Regions from separate parts of the Homo sapiens genome. Here region 1 is linked to region 2. Evidence: chromatin contacts called from ENCODE Hi-C or POLR2A ChIA-PET data. All regions are on one chromosome and are shown on one strand. The core of a region is the stretch at or near the end of the contact, and the rest is flanking DNA. Distances in the headings are between cores, read along the strand shown.

Region 1 (3,659 bases), core at 640-3,139, 50 kb before region 2:
CACACACGCCACATTTTCTTTAGCCAATCCACTGGTGAAGGACACTTAAGTTGAATTTCAATAATATGAATTTTTCCAGTCCATGAATACAAGATGTGTTTCCATTGATTTTTGTCCTCTTCAGTTTTTTTTATCAATGTTTTATAGTTTTCATTGTAGAGGTCTTTACCCATTTCCTTGGTTACATTTATTCCTAGGTATTTTTTTGCAGTGCTTGTAAATGGGGTTATTTTCTTGATTTTTTAAAAGACAGTTTGCTGTTGACATATAGAAATGCTACTTACTTTTGTAGGTTGATTTTTGTATTCTGCAACTTTACTGAATTTATCAGTTTTAAGAGGTTTTTTGTATGTGGAGTACTTAAAATTTTCTCTATGTAAGATCATGTCATCTGCAAACAAATAATTGGCTTTCTCTTTTCCAATTTGGATGCCCTTTTGTTTTCTTTCTCTTGCCTAATTGCTCTGGCTCGGAATTTCAGTACAATGTTGACTAGAAGTGGTGAAAGTGGGCATCCTTGTCTAGTTGTAGATCTCAGAGAAAAAGCTTTTAACTTTTCTCAACTCAGTATGATATTAGCTGTGGGTTTCCATATATGGCCTTTATTATGCTGAGGTACATTCCCTCTATAACCAATTTGTTGAGGGCTTTTATTTTGAGTTTTTATTTATTATATATTTTATTACCTTAATTATTATTATTTTATCAAATGCTTTTTCTGCATCTATTGCAATGATTATGTGGTTTCTGTTTTTGATTCCATTAATGTTATACATCATGTTTATTGATTTATGTATGTCGAGCCATTCTTGCATCCCTGGAATGGATCCCACTTGCTCATGGTGAATGGTATTTTTAATGTGTTCTATAATTTGGTTTGCTAATATTTTGTTGAGGATATTTGTATCTATGTTCATCGGGGATATTGGCCTCTGCGTTTTTTTGTAGTTGTTGCTGATGTGTCTTTATCTGATTTTAAACAGAGAGTAAGATAGTGATTATCAGAGGCTGGGGAGAATGGAGGGAGGAAGAGTGATTAGTTAATGAGTATAAAGTTATAGTTAGGTGGAATAATTTCTGGTTTTCTATTGATGATTATAGTTAACATGGTTAAAAATAATGTATTTATTTTTCCAAATAGCTAGAAGAGAGGGTTTTGAATACTCTTGCTACAAAACAATGATAAATATTTAAGGTGATAGCTATGCTAATTTTCCTGATTTTATTATTACACAATGTATATATATATCAAAACATCATACTTTACCTCCAAATATGTACAATCATTATGTATCAATTAAAAACAAAATAAAACTTTAAAAAGTGTAAGACCCGTTCATTTCCATAGTATTTTTCTTTTTGTTTGTTTCCCTTATAAGTAGCAGCAAACTTTCATCTTAAAAGGCATTCACTACTCAGTGAAAAAGGTGTAATTTCAGAATAAATGTAAACTTTTTAAGGAAGAATAATCATGACACCAAAGCTACCACAGTAACAATTTACTTAGAAGGGAGTATTTGTGTTTGAAGATGATTACAAATGGAAATGGAAATGGAAATACTGAGAGAAAAAAACAACATATTTTGAGGATGAATTGCCCCTTCCTTTTTTAAGGACTTAGTCATGCCATAAACATTATTTCTTTAAAAGCTTAAGTTAAAATTCTTTATGTGTGATGGTCTGCCCTCTCCTGGGCCAGAGTCATATACAAAAAAAAATCTATTTGACTTGTAAAAAGAAATTCATCTCCAAAACAATAAAGTATCTTGCAAGTTAACTTGGTATTAAAATCTTAATAGGTATTCATGAGTGTGGTAATTTCTCACAGATTGCGGCCGTTTTTCAAATATTTGAGGAGTTCTTAGGTGTAGTTGTTCTATTCATTTCCTACTTATGTCCCTTTATTTTATTGCAAAATAAACACAGCTTGGCACTTGACATTTTCCCTGACCCATCTTTTAAACATACATTAGATGTGAGTCATAGGCAATGAACGGAACTCGCATTTTTGCCCACATATTTTTACGTTAAAAATGTTTTCATAATACATGTAATACAAATGTATTAAAGAAGAAAGTTAGAAAATAGAAACAAACAAACCATGAAAAATTACTTGTAATCACATCACAATGGTATAATCACCATTAATATTTGGGAGATTAATATTCCAGATATTTTATATATATTGTAATATATTAACTCCAAAAAGGTACTTATTTTATTTTATTTTTTATGTTTAATTTTTATGGGTACATAGTAGTTGGATATATTTATGGGGTACATGAGACATTATGATACATACATGCAATGGGTAATAATTACATCAAGGTAAATGGGGTATCCGTGCCCTCAAGCATTTATCCTTGCTTTACAAACAATCTGATCCCATTTTTTAGTTATTTAAAAATATACAATTAAATTACTTTTCACTACAGTCACTTTGTTGGGTAAGCAAATACTAGGACTTATTCGTTCTTTCTAACTATTTTTTAATACCCATTAACCCTCCCCAGTTCCTCTGCACCCACCCCTTACCCTTCCCAGCCTCTGGTAACCATTCTTCTACTCTCTATGAGTTCAATTGTTTTGATTTTTAGATCCCATAAACAAGTGAGAACATGCAAAGTTTGTCTTTCTGTGCCTTGCTTATTTCACTTAACTTAATGACCCCCAGTTCCATTTATGTTGTTGCAAATGACATGTTTTTGCAAAAGATCTCGTTCTTTTACATGGTTGAATAGAGCTCCATTGTGTGTATGTACCACATTTTCTTTATCCATTCATCTGTTGATGGACAGTTAGATTGATTCTATATTTTGGCAGGCATGTCACACGGCCAGAGCAGGAGCAAGAGAGAAAATCCAGGGTAGAGAGCATAGGTGTTACACACCTTTAAACAACCAGATCTCATGTGAACTTAGAGTGAGAACTCACTTATCACCAAGGGGAAGGCTCAAGCCATTCATGAGAGATCCACCTCCGTGAGCCAAACACCTTCCACCAGGCCCCATCTCCAACACTGGGGATTACAATTTAACATGAGATTTGCTGGGGACATATATTCAAACTATATAAGGTTGTTTATTTGAAGTTTTCTTCCTTTTTATATAGGCACTTATATCTATAAACTTCCCTCTTAGTATTGCTTTTGCTGTATTCCATGGGTTTTGGTATGTTGTGTTTCCATTATCATTTGTTTCAAGAAATTGTGAAATTTCCTCCTTAATTTCTTCATTTACCTACTGGTCATTCAGGAACATACTGTTTAATTTCCATGTGTCTGTACATTTTCCAAAATTCTTCTTGTTGGTGATTTCTAGTTTTATACTGCTGTGATTAGAGCAGATGCTTAATATTATTTCATTTTTTGAATGTTTCAACACTTGTTTTCTGTCCTAACATATGATCTATAGACAAAATGATCCATGTGCTGAGGAAAAGAATGTGTATTCTGCAGCTGTTGGATGAAATGTTTTGTAAGTATCTATTTGGTAGACTTGGTCTACAGTTCAGATTAAGTTCAATGTTACTTTGTTGATTTTCTGTCTGAAATATCTGTCCAATGCTGAAAATGGGGTGTTGAAGTCTCCAGCTATTATTGTATTGAGGTCTATCTCTTTCTTTAGTTCTAATAATATTTTCTTTATATACCTGGGTGA
Region 2 (4,286 bases), core at 1,184-3,683:
AACACAATAAAAAAAATAGAGCTGAAAATACTTGATAAGCCATATGGAGGCGGAAAAATGGCTTCAGTTCATGGTATGTCACATAACCAAAATCAACTCCACGTGTATTAAGGTCAAAAGCAAAATTAAAGATTTTGGAAGAAATTCTAGTATAAAATATTTCTAATCTTGGATGGAGCAGACTTTTGAAAACAAGATACAAACAGCGATAACCAGGAAAGAAAATGACTTGGTAAATTATATTACATTAATATAAAGCATAGTTCATCAAAAGATGCCTTTTAGAAAGTAAAAAAAAAAAAGGTAAAACTAGAAGAAGATATTCATAACATATATAAAGATCCAAAGAAGATTAACATGAAGAACATGTATATCCAATATGTGATTGGAAAAAATTGTCTTACATTGATTGCTAAGAGATGGAGAGAGTGGTGATCAATACAATCTCTTCTACAATGTTGGTGGCAGTACACATTGGTACAACTTCTTTGGAAGACAACTTGTATTGTCTATAAAGTTCAACATTTGTGTACCCTATGACTCAGCCATTCTACTTACAGTTTAACTGTAGGTACTTGGATACCTGTACAAAAATATTGATAGCAGTACTCTCTGTACTCTCTCTGCCACAGGAAAACAACTGATCTGGAAACACCCCAAATTGCTCTCCATGAGAAAATGAATACATGAAGTGCAGTATATTCACACAGTAGAATATTATACAGCAGTGAACAATTAATGAACTACAACTAAATTCGACAGGTAGGGATCTTAGCACACAATATTTGAATTTAAAAAAGCATTTCCGGGAAACTAAAAACAGTATACACAAAAACCACGCCGGGAGCGGAGGCTCAGGCCTGTGATCCCAGCACTTTGGGAGGCCGAGGTGGGCAGATCAGGAGGTCAGGAGATCGAGACTATCCTGGCTAACACAGTGAAACCCCGTCTCTACTAAAAATACAAAAAATTAGCCGGGCGTGGTGGCGGGTGCCTGTAGTCCCAGCTACTCGGGAGGCTGAGGCAGGAGAATGGCATGAACCCAGGAGGTGGAGCTTGCAATAAGCCAAAATCGCACCACTGCACTCCAGCCTGGGGGACAGAGTGATACTCCGTCTCCAAAAAATAAAAATAAAAATAAAAAAACACAATATATTCTTTAGATATAGATATATATGATATATAGCTAGAGCAAGACATAAATAATATAGAAATAAATAAAACAAGAAAATGAAAACCACAAAATTCTCAAGAAAGTCGTTAGTTTTGACAGAAGAATGAGTGGATAAGCATGGATCTAGGTTAGCACAGGATGAATATAAGTTGCTAGTAATATTGTAGTTCTTAGGTTGACTGTTATAAATGTTATTTTTCCTAATAAATTCATAGTCTGGGCTGGGCGCGGTGGCTCACACCTGTAATCCCCGCACTTTGGGAAGCCGAGGCAGGCAGATCACCTGAGGTCAGGAGTTCGAGACCAGCCTGACTAACATGGTGAAACCCTGTCTCTACTGAAAATACATAAATTACCCAGGTGTGATGGCAGGTGCCTGTAATCCCAACTACTCCAGAGGCTGAGGCATGAGAATTGCCTGTACCTAGGAGGCAGAGGTTGCAGTGAGCCGAGATCGTGCCACTGCACTCCAGCCAGGGCAACAGAGTGAGACTCCAAATCAAAAAAAAAAAAAAAAAGTCTGTCAGTGGACCATTTATGTACTGTTAATGATTTGCTCAATTTTGTACACCTTATTTCCACAAGGAAAATTTAAAGATATGATTACATTTTTACATTGTGATGTCCTCACTCCACAGAAGCTGCTATTAGAATGGAAGTTAGCTGACTTTTAAGCTACTCTGCTTCCCAGGGTTTAGAAAGACTTTCTGTTCTGGTTCTACCATATGGAAAACCAGGAGGTCTTTGGGAACCTCCAATGCAACTCTGGCATCACGAACCTTCCTTGATATGTGTGGAAATAGAGAGTTCCAAATGCACAGCAAGACTTTTCTGTGTGTCAATTGGAAATATTTTGAATGTCGCTAAAGTTCTTTCTCTTTAGAAAACCTTATTTTTGGAGCAATCATTCTGCATTGGAGCCTGTAAATCATTAAATCTAATTTTTTTCATTTTTCTAATGACAAAGGTCAAACTCACAGAAGTTGGATTGCCTCCAGCAATGATTGTGTCACTGAAATGAAAATCGATGGAAATAGGTCAATTCCTATCTTTGGCCATACTGAAATCTGTGACTTTCCTTAATTAGTTTAGGACTTAAGTCATCTGAAACAGCAGCAGGAGCTGTAAAGTAAACTAAATTGTGGTTTTCATGAGTCATTGATGCTCATCACAACTGGTTGCCTTTCAAACCCTAGTGGCATCTTTGGCCTCATTGGAATGCATTAAAATGTTCCTTTTTCTGACAGTGTTCTTGCTTGCTTTCCTGTACACTCACTTTCCACTGGGCATATTCCAGCCTCTATTGGTTAGTGTTTTAATAGCTACCTTCCTCAGCCAGGAAGCAGCTTAAGCTACAATTCATTCATACTGGTAAAAATAGATCTTTTCTGAGAACTACAATGTCCAAGTCACTTGAGAAAAACATCTGAATAGCAGAAGGATGTAGATAAAACATAACAACTAAAGAAGAAAAACAAAGAATTTTATTTGATTGGGAGATGATTGGCAGTCTAACTTGCAGTGTTTCTGTTAACCCTAAAATGGAAGCAAAAGGCCAATTTTGATTTCATTTTAATGTTATGATCTTTATGGTGTTCTGCTCAAACCTTAGGAATATCATTAAAAAACAAAAAAATGAAAAACTCCCCCTAAAACGTCTAGCATTGTGGAGTCTAGATGAAACGTGTATGGCTTGAGAACATAAAGTTTGATGAAAGAGAAGGCCATTTTGCATTCATTCATTTACTCATTTACCCATTCATTGATTACCAGGTATCTTCTTTTTTTTTTTGAGATGGAGTCTTGCTCTGTCGCCCATGCTGGAGTGCAGTGGCTTGATCTCTGCTCACTGCAAGCTCCGCCTCCCCGGTTCACGCCATTCTCCTGCCTCAGCCTCACAAGTAGCTGGGACTACAGGTGCCCACCACCACGCCCGGCTAATTTTTTGTATTTTTAGTAGAGACGGGGTTTCATCATGTTAGCCAGGATAGTCTCGATCTCCTGACCTCATGATCCGCCTGCCTTGGCCTCCCAAAGTGCTGGGATTACAGGCGTGAGCCATCACGCCCGGCCGTACCTTCTTTTTATAAGGCACTGGATATTGATCGAAACCAATTTAAAGCATAGCCTCTTGCTTCAAAGAGTTTATATCTAATAGGATTTATTCCTCTATAATAAAGATAAACCAATATTTTAATCTGTCACTAAACCACAGAAACATATCTTTCAACATATAATTGAACTTGAATATTAAACTCATGAGAAAACACATTTGGGCATTTCTTTTCCTTTAGAACATTTACCTTGTGCTTAAAAGTTATGTTTATAAATCAAACCATTTAGGGTTCACCATGATTTTTATGTGATAAAAGATATGAAAAACAGTACAAAACCAAGCACCAACAAAAACAAGAAAACCTCAAAAGGAGACAAATACCTATAGAAAAATCATTAATTTATTGAATACATATTTATTTAGTGTTCCGTGTTCAATATACTACATTTACTGCCACATGGAGGTATAAACATGATAAGCAAAAAAATCTTCACCTTCCCAGTTTATAATTCTATTGAAAGATAAGAGAAATAAACATGCAGACATAAAACCCAAAAGTTACTCGGTTGGTTGTAATGTATCCTAAAACTCAAATAAATATTAGGCTCTCCAATATCTTTCTCAAACAACTTTGTAATTTTTTTCCTTTTATGGTGCATAACACAATTTGTGCTTATTTATTGACTGGCATAGCTTTTTAAAATGTCAATGAACTCTGTTAGGCTATAAGTTCCATGAAGATAGAAATAATCTCTATCTTGCTGCCTGAGTTTTCTAAGTATGTAGCACATGGAAGCACTCCATAAATATTTTTAATGAGTGACAAAATAAATGAATGGTGGAAGGATAATAACCATACCTTTATTTCAAGAAACACTATATAATAATAAAAAATAATGACAAGTATGATCATGTTGAAAATGCTCAGATAACATTTAGGGGAAAAGATCAAACAGTGATGCAAAAGTATACCCAGAAAAGATCTCCAAGTAAAAATAGATCTTTAAAAAGAGAAAATATATAAAATATTTTCTTTGGTAAAATATGAGCTAAATC

Evidence for each region. A loop is a pair of places that touch in the nucleus more often than their neighbours do. ChIA-PET counts read pairs that join two places held with the same protein, here RNA polymerase II (POLR2A). Pooled maps may share reads with other maps.
Region 1: a loop to region 2 is called in a map of endothelial cell of umbilical vein, with 7 times the contacts of the local background. The contact joins two enhancer-like sites. A Hi-C loop is called at or near these places in 7 of 168 maps with a recorded cell type or tissue (CD8-positive, alpha-beta T cell, Caco-2, Calu3 and 4 more) and 3 of 50 pooled maps. POLR2A ChIA-PET finds 5 or more read pairs at or near these places in 4 of 52 experiments (BJ, HCT116, PC-3 and 1 more).

The regions. Positions count from the first base shown.
Region 1 is chr3:152,024,406-152,028,064 of GRCh38, reverse strand. No RefSeq gene overlaps it. Among named protein-coding and RNA genes, the nearest start is that of AADACL2-AS1, 98 kb to the right of the region's middle. Within about 2 kb of position 1,889, at least 5 of the 41 ENCODE cell types and tissues checked have a DNase peak (open chromatin) inside an H3K27ac peak, as active enhancers do; they include HCT116, PC-3 and endothelial cell of umbilical vein, where a contact is called at or near this core.
Region 2 is chr3:151,974,483-151,978,768 of GRCh38, reverse strand. No RefSeq gene overlaps it. Among named protein-coding and RNA genes, the nearest start is that of AADACL2-AS1, 48 kb to the right of the region's middle. Within about 2 kb of position 2,433, at least 6 of the 41 ENCODE cell types and tissues checked have a DNase peak (open chromatin) inside an H3K27ac peak, as active enhancers do; they include HCT116, PC-3 and endothelial cell of umbilical vein, where a contact is called at or near this core.